3 separate regions of the Homo sapiens genome follow, and regions 2 and 3 are each linked to region 1. A link is an interaction called in ENCODE POLR2A ChIA-PET data of the cell type or tissue named here. Cell type or tissue: PC-9. All regions are shown on one strand.

What was found. Peaks named below come from ENCODE experiments on the same cell type or tissue, not always from the same donor. Only the 100,000 strongest peaks of a DNase experiment are listed, where the experiment ranks them.
Region 2: POLR2A ChIA-PET joins it to region 1 with 11 read pairs; 2 of 35 experiments call an interaction of 5 or more read pairs at or near these places.
Region 3: POLR2A ChIA-PET joins it to region 1 with 12 read pairs; 2 of 35 experiments call an interaction of 5 or more read pairs at or near these places.

What each region holds. Positions count from the first base shown.
Region 1 is chr2:233,694,121-233,696,620 of GRCh38, reverse strand. The region is part of intron 1 of UGT1A8 (UDP glucuronosyltransferase family 1 member A8); the gene reads right to left. The region is part of intron 1 of UGT1A10 (UDP glucuronosyltransferase family 1 member A10); the gene reads right to left. All of the region lies in intron 1 of UGT1A9 (UDP glucuronosyltransferase family 1 member A9), which reads right to left. The region is part of intron 1 of UGT1A7 (UDP glucuronosyltransferase family 1 member A7); the gene reads right to left. It also overlaps UGT1A6 and UGT1A. Among named protein-coding and RNA genes, the nearest start is that of UGT1A6, 2.5 kb to the right of the region's middle. In PC-9, no CTCF peak of the experiment used is centred here; a DNase peak (open chromatin) is centred at 1,560; H3K4me3 peaks cover 2,500 bases; H3K27ac peaks cover 2,500 bases.
Region 2 is chr2:233,745,807-233,748,306 of GRCh38, reverse strand. The region is part of intron 1 of UGT1A8 (UDP glucuronosyltransferase family 1 member A8); the gene reads right to left. The region is part of intron 1 of UGT1A10 (UDP glucuronosyltransferase family 1 member A10); the gene reads right to left. All of the region lies in intron 1 of UGT1A9 (UDP glucuronosyltransferase family 1 member A9), which reads right to left. All of the region lies in intron 1 of UGT1A7 (UDP glucuronosyltransferase family 1 member A7), which reads right to left. It also overlaps UGT1A6, UGT1A5, UGT1A4, UGT1A3, UGT1A and the pseudogene UGT1A2P. Among named protein-coding and RNA genes, the nearest start is that of UGT1A1, 13 kb to the left of the region's middle. In PC-9, no CTCF peak of the experiment used is centred here; no DNase peak of the experiment used is centred here.
Region 3 is chr2:233,863,451-233,865,950 of GRCh38, reverse strand. MSL3B (MSL complex subunit 3B) reads left to right here. Exons shown (of 2, transcript NM_001425333.1): 2 at 1-1,288. Among named protein-coding and RNA genes, the nearest start is that of MSL3B, 3.7 kb to the left of the region's middle. In PC-9, no CTCF peak of the experiment used is centred here; no DNase peak of the experiment used is centred here; H3K4me3 peaks cover 317 bases.

The sequences.
Region 1 (2,500 bases):
AAGAAAGAAAGAAAGGGCATCCAAGTTGGAAAGGAAGAAGTCAAATTATTCTTGTTCTCAGATGACATAATATATTCAGAAAAATTTAAACATTCCACCCAAAAGCTGTTAGAACTGACAAGCAAATTCGGTAAAGTTGCAGTATACAAGATCAACTTACAAAAATCAGTAGCATTTATAAATGCCAACAGAGAAAAAACTGAAAAGGAAATCAACCCCATTTACAAAACGTACAAAGAATATATAATACCTAGGAATAAATTTAAGGAAGGAAGTGAAAGATCTGTATAAGGAAATGAGGATGAAGACCAAATATATATTTCACGATATTACAGTCCTACGTTTTCTTTATCCATTCATTCACTGATGTGTGCTTAGGTTGATTCCATATTTTGGCTACTGTGAATAGTGCTATAATAAACATGGGAGTGCAGATAGCTCTTCAATATATATTTTTTTCTTTTGGATATATACCCAGCAATGGGATATATTGGGGCAGTTCTAGTTCTTTTTGTTTTGTTTTGTTTTGAAGACTCTCCATACTGTTCTTCATAGTGGCTGTACTAATTTACATTCTTCAAATGTAAATTAGGGACTGAGCCCCATGTCTGTGGGACCTGATGCTATCTTCAGGTGGACATCTTCAGAACTGAATTAGAGGACACCCAGCTGGTATCTGGCAGAATTGCCTGCTTGCTTGGTGTGTGGAGAAAAAAAACCCCACACATTTGTTCACTGAAGTTTTCTGCGTTGTTTGTTGTTGAGTGAGAAAACAGGAAAAACCCTTTGAGTTTTTTGTTGGTTTTGTTTTCCACTCACAGATAGTACATATACAGAATGGAAAATTATTCAGCCATAAAAAAGGATGAAGACCTGTCATGTGCAGCAACATAAATGTAACTGGAAGTCATTATGTTAGGTGAAATAATCTAGGCACAGAAAGACAAATACCACATGTTCTCATTTATATGTGGAGCTAAAAAAGTGGGTCTCATGGAGGTAGAGAGTTCATTGGTAATTACCAGAAGGTGGAAAGGGTAAGTAGGGAAGGGGGGGTGAAAATGGTTGGTTAAAATTTAAAAAAGAAAAAGAAAAAAGAAATAAAATTTGTAATACTCCAAAAACTTTGATAGAAAAGAGAAAAACATCTAAAGGGCCAATAAAGCACGTTGATCAAAAAAAAAAGAAGAAGAAGAAGGCCGGGCGCGGTAGCTCACGCCTGTAATCCCAGCACTTTGGGAGGCTGGGGTGGGCGGACCACGAGGTCAAGAGATTGAGACCATCCTGGCCAACGTGGTGAAACCCCGCCTCTACTAAAAATGCAAAAATTAGCTGGGAATGGTGGCACATGCCTATAGTCCCAGCTACTCAGGAGGCTGAGGCAGGAGAATCGCTTGAACCCAGGAGGTGGAGGTTGCAGTGGGCTGAGATCGCACCACTGCACTCCAGCCTGATGACAGAGTGAGACTCTGTCTCAAAAAAAAAAAAAAGAAAAGAAAAGGGTTGGTTAATGGGCACAAAAACACCATTAGATAGAATGAGTAAGTCCAAAGTGCGATAGCACAGTAGGGTGACTATGGTTAACAAGAATGTATACTGCAGTTCAAAATAGCTAGAAATGAAGAATGGGAATGTTCCCAACATAAGGAAGGAATAAATGTTCAAGGTGATGGATATCTCAATTACCCTGATTTGATCATCGCACATTGTATACGTGTATCAAAATATCACATGAACCCCCCAAATGTGTACAACTATATTATGTCCCAATTAAAAGAATCCTGACATTCTATGTTTTTATTTCATGCCCCAGAATCCCTGGAACCATTTCAGTTATCCCCATCCCCTCACCCTTGCCTTTTCACAGTGGCTACTGCCAACTGTTCAAATTGTTAACAGAGAAATCAGCAGGTGTAAAGAAGAGAGGTAAGGGTCTTTGGGACCTGTTTGAGGCTTTCTCTCTGATAAAAAAGGAACTGGAAAAGAAAATTGAGGCATAAAAGATAGAGGGAGTTGCCTGAAGCCCTTCAAAGTTGTAAATATTTACATTGAAATTTAAAACTCACAGATTTTTATTTTCCAAAGTAACTCTGGGCCCTTTTCCTACATGTCAGGAGGGCATCTGTAAACACTTGTCTTAGGTCAGAGGCCATACCCCTTTTGCTGAAAAGGCCAGTCAGTAAATGTGTAGGCTTTGCAGACCAAATACTTCTGTGGCACATATTCTTCATTGTTAAATTGTTTTAAAACTACAAAAACCATTCTTAGCTCTGGGCCATATAAAAACAGGTCTCAACATAAAAGGAAAAAAAAAAACAAAAAACAGGCCTTTGGGCAGATTGGGCTCACAGGCTGTAGTTCGCTGGTCCCTGGCTCAAGGTCCAGAGACAAAGCATGGGACAGAGTTGGGAAAATGGATTTTAACCTGGACCTGTTCCCTTAGTCAAGCCTTCACCTCTGTTTGAACTGGGACATTTCTAAGGCTCATTCAATGAGTATG
Region 2 (2,500 bases), 52 kb before region 1:
CCTTTGATAAACATTCATGTCTGCCTCTTCTTCCTCTCATTGACCATTTAAAACCTGAAATACGCTACTAGAGACCCCTTAACAGTTTATCTCACTGAAGGCTATTACGACAAGCAGAAATAAAAGCACCAGAAAGATAAGTAGATATGGAAGCAATTGTAAGTAAATACAATTTTTAAAAACTGTTTTGCCTGGAACATTGATTGGATGAAGGCACGAACACCGACCTGAGATAGTGGCTTCCTGTTGGCACAGTTGATGCCCCCAATGAAGACCATGTTGGGCATGATCGGCCTGGGGTAATCCATCACAAAGTCCCCTCGGAACAGCCACACAGATGCATGGCTGAGAAGATCCACCACTGACACCTCCCTCTGAAAAAGCTCAGAGGCAAGGCTTGCATAAGGAGCAGAAAGAGCATGGCAAAGGTAGGACAGGGCCAGAGGGTAGAGCATGTTCTTGACCCTTTGCAGGAATGTCATGTGGTCTGAATTGGTCGTTAGTAACTTAGGAATATAGGAGGAAGGATTTGGACACTGTGTGCCCTTAAAGTCTAAATCACATGGAATGTTCCTCAAAAAAAACACAGCAGGAATTGATAGGTACTTAGCCAGCACTGCCCCACAGAGGTAAATTGGGTCTATTAAAACCACATCGAAGGAAGTAGCATTCAGGTGCCTGATCAGGGCCTCATTATGCAGTAGCTCCACACAAGACCTATGAAAGACCAAAGATGAATTTTTCAAAATTGCCATACTTTTAGAAAATGTCTTCAGAAAATGTTCTGTTTCAAAGTACAGTTGAGTGTGGCCCAGCACAAGGCGATCAAATTCATCCTGGGTCCATGAAATGGCATAGGTTGTCAGGGTGAAAAATTTCTCTTGTTTGATGTGCATATTCACCTCTGGGGTGAGGACCACCGCCTGGTGGCCTCTGGCATGGAGCTCCCGCACGGCCTCCCGCATGCGAGCCAGTGGCTGCCATCAATGGGTACCACCAGCACCTTCCCACTCTCAGCCCAGGGCTGGGCACTGAGAAGGAGTAGCACTCCTGTGGCCAGCCACAGCAGGGGAACCTGGGGTCCTGTGGCCATCTCAGCAGAAGACACGGACAGCTGACTGTCCACCCCACGCTGTGCCTCCTACATTTGTTTTCTTCATCTTAATTACCTTGTCACTGAGCCACTTAGCAAATCATCATGTAATTGGAAGATAGAGTGCTCTCCTCCTAGTTAATTATTACCGATTAACCAATCATTGTCTTTCATTATGGGTCCCACTTCGGGAAAGACCGATCACTCCTACTTGAAAAACTCATCTGACCCTGCGCTCGCTCTGGGGAACATCCAAGTTCAAGCTCTTGTTTCTCATCCAATTCCCAACAAAGGCCTGTGGAAACCCATTTCATGTCACAGCCTCCTACTTCTCTGTTAACCACGTTTATCAGGCTGCAGCTGAGGTCTGAGAGGTCCCCAACAGTGGTAGGCAATAGTAGGCAATCCACATTCACGCTCATGAATTACAACAGAAAACCACTACTAAGCAATCCAATTAATCTCTGCTTTGGAACCAAAGCAGAATCCATTGCTAATTCCCTTATCCACCAAATATTTATGGAATGTGTGAGCCCTACCTACTATGCTAGGAACTCGGGACAGAAAGCCAAGTTAGAAATGGTCCTTGCCTGAAAGGAGGGGTCAGGTGAACAGAGACAAACTCACAACTAGGCAATTACAGGGTGTGGTGCTCTAGGGGCTAAGAAGTCACACAGCAGGGCAGCAATATGATGGTCTTGCTTTGGGGGCTACTAAAGAGTGACATGTCCATGGAAAGTGTTTCTGGAACCCTTTTGAAGGTACTTTCTTTTTAAGCTGAAGACATAAGTTAATAGGTCACCATTGGACACACTCCCAGCTCCTTTCATCAAATCAGAATGAAGGGACTTGTTACTAAAGGAGCAACATAAACATGTCCATTGCCCTGTAGATCATCTACAGGGCCCTCCAAGGGAAACAAAGCCACCTTCCTTGAATCCCCACAGCGTTTTGTTCTGTTCTGCCTTGTATCTTTTAGCAGTTTGCATATCTGTCCTTGCTATTAGAGTATAGCTATATCCTATACATATATTCCTTACAGGCAAGATTTTGGCTTTGGAATCATGCTATCACTCAGGTGCCAGTCCACAGTTTTGCAGACAGTAAGCACTCTGGACATGTTTCTGTATAGAAGTGACTCCTCTTCTCTTTTCGTTCTAGACCCTGCATCCAAGCCAGCAAGTAAGTGCTGAATCTGGATGTTTCTACCACTGTCTCTCAGACCCAGCTGTCATGGTCCCATTTCAGGGCCCCTGTCCCCCAGTTGCCCAACCCCCAGCTGTCCCTTCTGAATCACTGCCTCAGCTGCTCCCTGAAAAACGCCACCCCACCAACACTTCTGGAACCTTGGTCAGCAGCTTCCTGGGCACAGAAGAAAATTCAGAGTCCTCTGCCTTGCTCTCAAAA
Region 3 (2,500 bases), 170 kb before region 1:
ATTATTTCCTAGGTGCCTGAAAGTGTTCTGACATGACACTTGCTACTTTGTAGGCCATCTGTGATGGCAGGTAAAAAGCAACTGTTCACAGTGAAATGTTCATGGAAGTGTACATAGGTTAGGCCATTTCAGCAGACATTGCAGTTAGTCAGCAAGAACCACATTGTTTCGTTATTTGTTAGCATTAAACAAAATTTTTTTTGCAAATTGGTTTCATTCTCTTGATGAAGCTGAGCAACTGTCCAACAAGGTTTAGTTTGTACTTGAAAACTGCAAAGTAGTCTCAAAGTATTTTAGAGGGAATCCATATTGATGGCAAAAGAAAATTTGCAGCTATAATTTGCTTCTGACGGTTCCTTCTCTGTGAAACATTATTTTTGGTGATCTAAAGAAAGCATTGCCTTTCTTGTTTGCAATTTTACAGCTATACTTTTTTGTGTAATGTTACGGTTCCCTTTCTGTAAAATGTTCTTTTTGGTGATCTAAATAAAGCCTCTCTTGTTTGAAAAAAAAATTAACTTGGAGTCATAACTACAGATATAATGACGATTGGAATATAAGAGAATGCTACGTATTCATTTAAACCAGTAAATTTGAAAGTCTTGACAAAAATGATTACTTAGGAAAATATATATTATATAAACTGGCTCCCCCTGAAAAAGTAGGTATTCCTCATTGTGGCACCTGACAGCCCCAAAGGTAGAAATTAAAACTAACCCACATATTTATTGCACACTATGCTGACATTTTAATGTAAATTTTAGACCACATAAGATTTAGTCTTTAGAGTCAGAAATTCCTTAGGTGCTAGCCCACAAATTGCTACATAAGAGAAAACAGAAAAGATTTCACTTTCTGTGATCCTAATAGAAAGCCCACAGAGACATATCTTCCCACTGTGGCTTCAGTAGCATCAAATAGGAAAGTGATAATACTGTGAGAGAATGACGTGCCACCCACAATATCTGAAGTACAAAGACAAAGCTGGATGTATTTTTGGTTAGTTAATTTGAGCAAAACCCGTAAGTGTCCAGATGGATTCTTCCTAGATTATCATAATTCTCTTGCATGTCCATGAAAGGATAAGGTATGTCACAAGGCTAAGAGCTTGAACTGTGCTAGTCCAAATTGAGACGTGCTCTAAGTGTGAGGTTAGAGCACTGGAGTTTGAAGACTTAATATGTAAAAATAAATGTAACATATCTCATTAATAATTTTCAGCATTGGTTAAATGTCGAACTGACAATATTTTAGATACATTGGGTTAAATAAAATGTTTTTAAAATAACTTCACCTATTTCTTTTTACTTTTAAAAAATGTTAATATTTTAAAAACTTAAAATGACCAATGTGTCTCACATATTTTTAATGGACAGTGATGCTCTTAAAAGTATTACCTCTATGGCATGGCATATGTCAAAAACTCATGGTCTTTTTTAGCTATTCTTTGATCCAATATCCAAGGCTTAGCTTCATGTATCCAAGCAGTTACAGGCCTCTACTAAATTAGTCAAAGCATCTTTTGGTCTTGTACTAGGATTACCTTTAAATCTGATGTTAATATATGCAGCAAATCCCTACTGTTAATAGAAACCACCCAACATTTTTTCTGCCGTTTACTAATTTGATTGTTACTCTTTCCCTCACATATTACCATATTCCTATGTACACACTCAGTCTGGCAGCCTTCTGTTACTCTTATCCAATGAAGGAGAAGCTCGTACTTGTGTTCCATTCACTCAAAAAGTATCTATGCCCATAACCAATCTTTGGATAGTCTAAAACAAAATCCCAATTTAATGGTTTTTTCATGTTATCTTAAAAATGAATAAAAAGAGATGATACCAGGAAGTCTAGGTGATAATTACTTTTCTTGCCCAATACTAGGCTTTACTAGAGAGCTGAATTTTATAATACAACTCTCCTAAGCTTTTGCTTGTGCAGCCAATTTGAAGGACAATTTGAAGTGAACTTAAGGATGAGTTGCCTTCCCAACTCTTAGAAAGACCCAAATAATAGCCATTTCTATAATTAAGGCTACTAATGTGAATTTAATCAAGCTACATAAAGCCAGTTTAAATTCCTCAGCCCAAATAGTAGCTATGCATAATAGAATAAGCTTGGATTTTTTTTTTTTTTTTTTTTTTGAGAAGGAGTCTCGCTCTGTTGCCCAGGGTGGAGTGCAGTGGTGCCATCTCCGCTCACTACAAGCTCTGCCTCCTGGGTTCACGCCATTCTCCTGCCTCAGCCTCCCCAGTAGCTGGGACTACAGGCGCCCGCCACCGCGCCCAGCTAATTTTTTGTATTTTTAGTAGAGACGGGGTTTCACCATGCTAGCCAGGATGGTCTCGATCTCCTGACTTCGTGATTCACCCACCTCAGCCTCCCGAAGTGCTGGGATTACAGGCATGAGCCACCGCGCCCGGCCAGCTTGGATTTTATTTGGGCCAATTAAGAGAGAGTCTAGGCTGTCGCTAATAATACTTCCTGCTATCTGGAG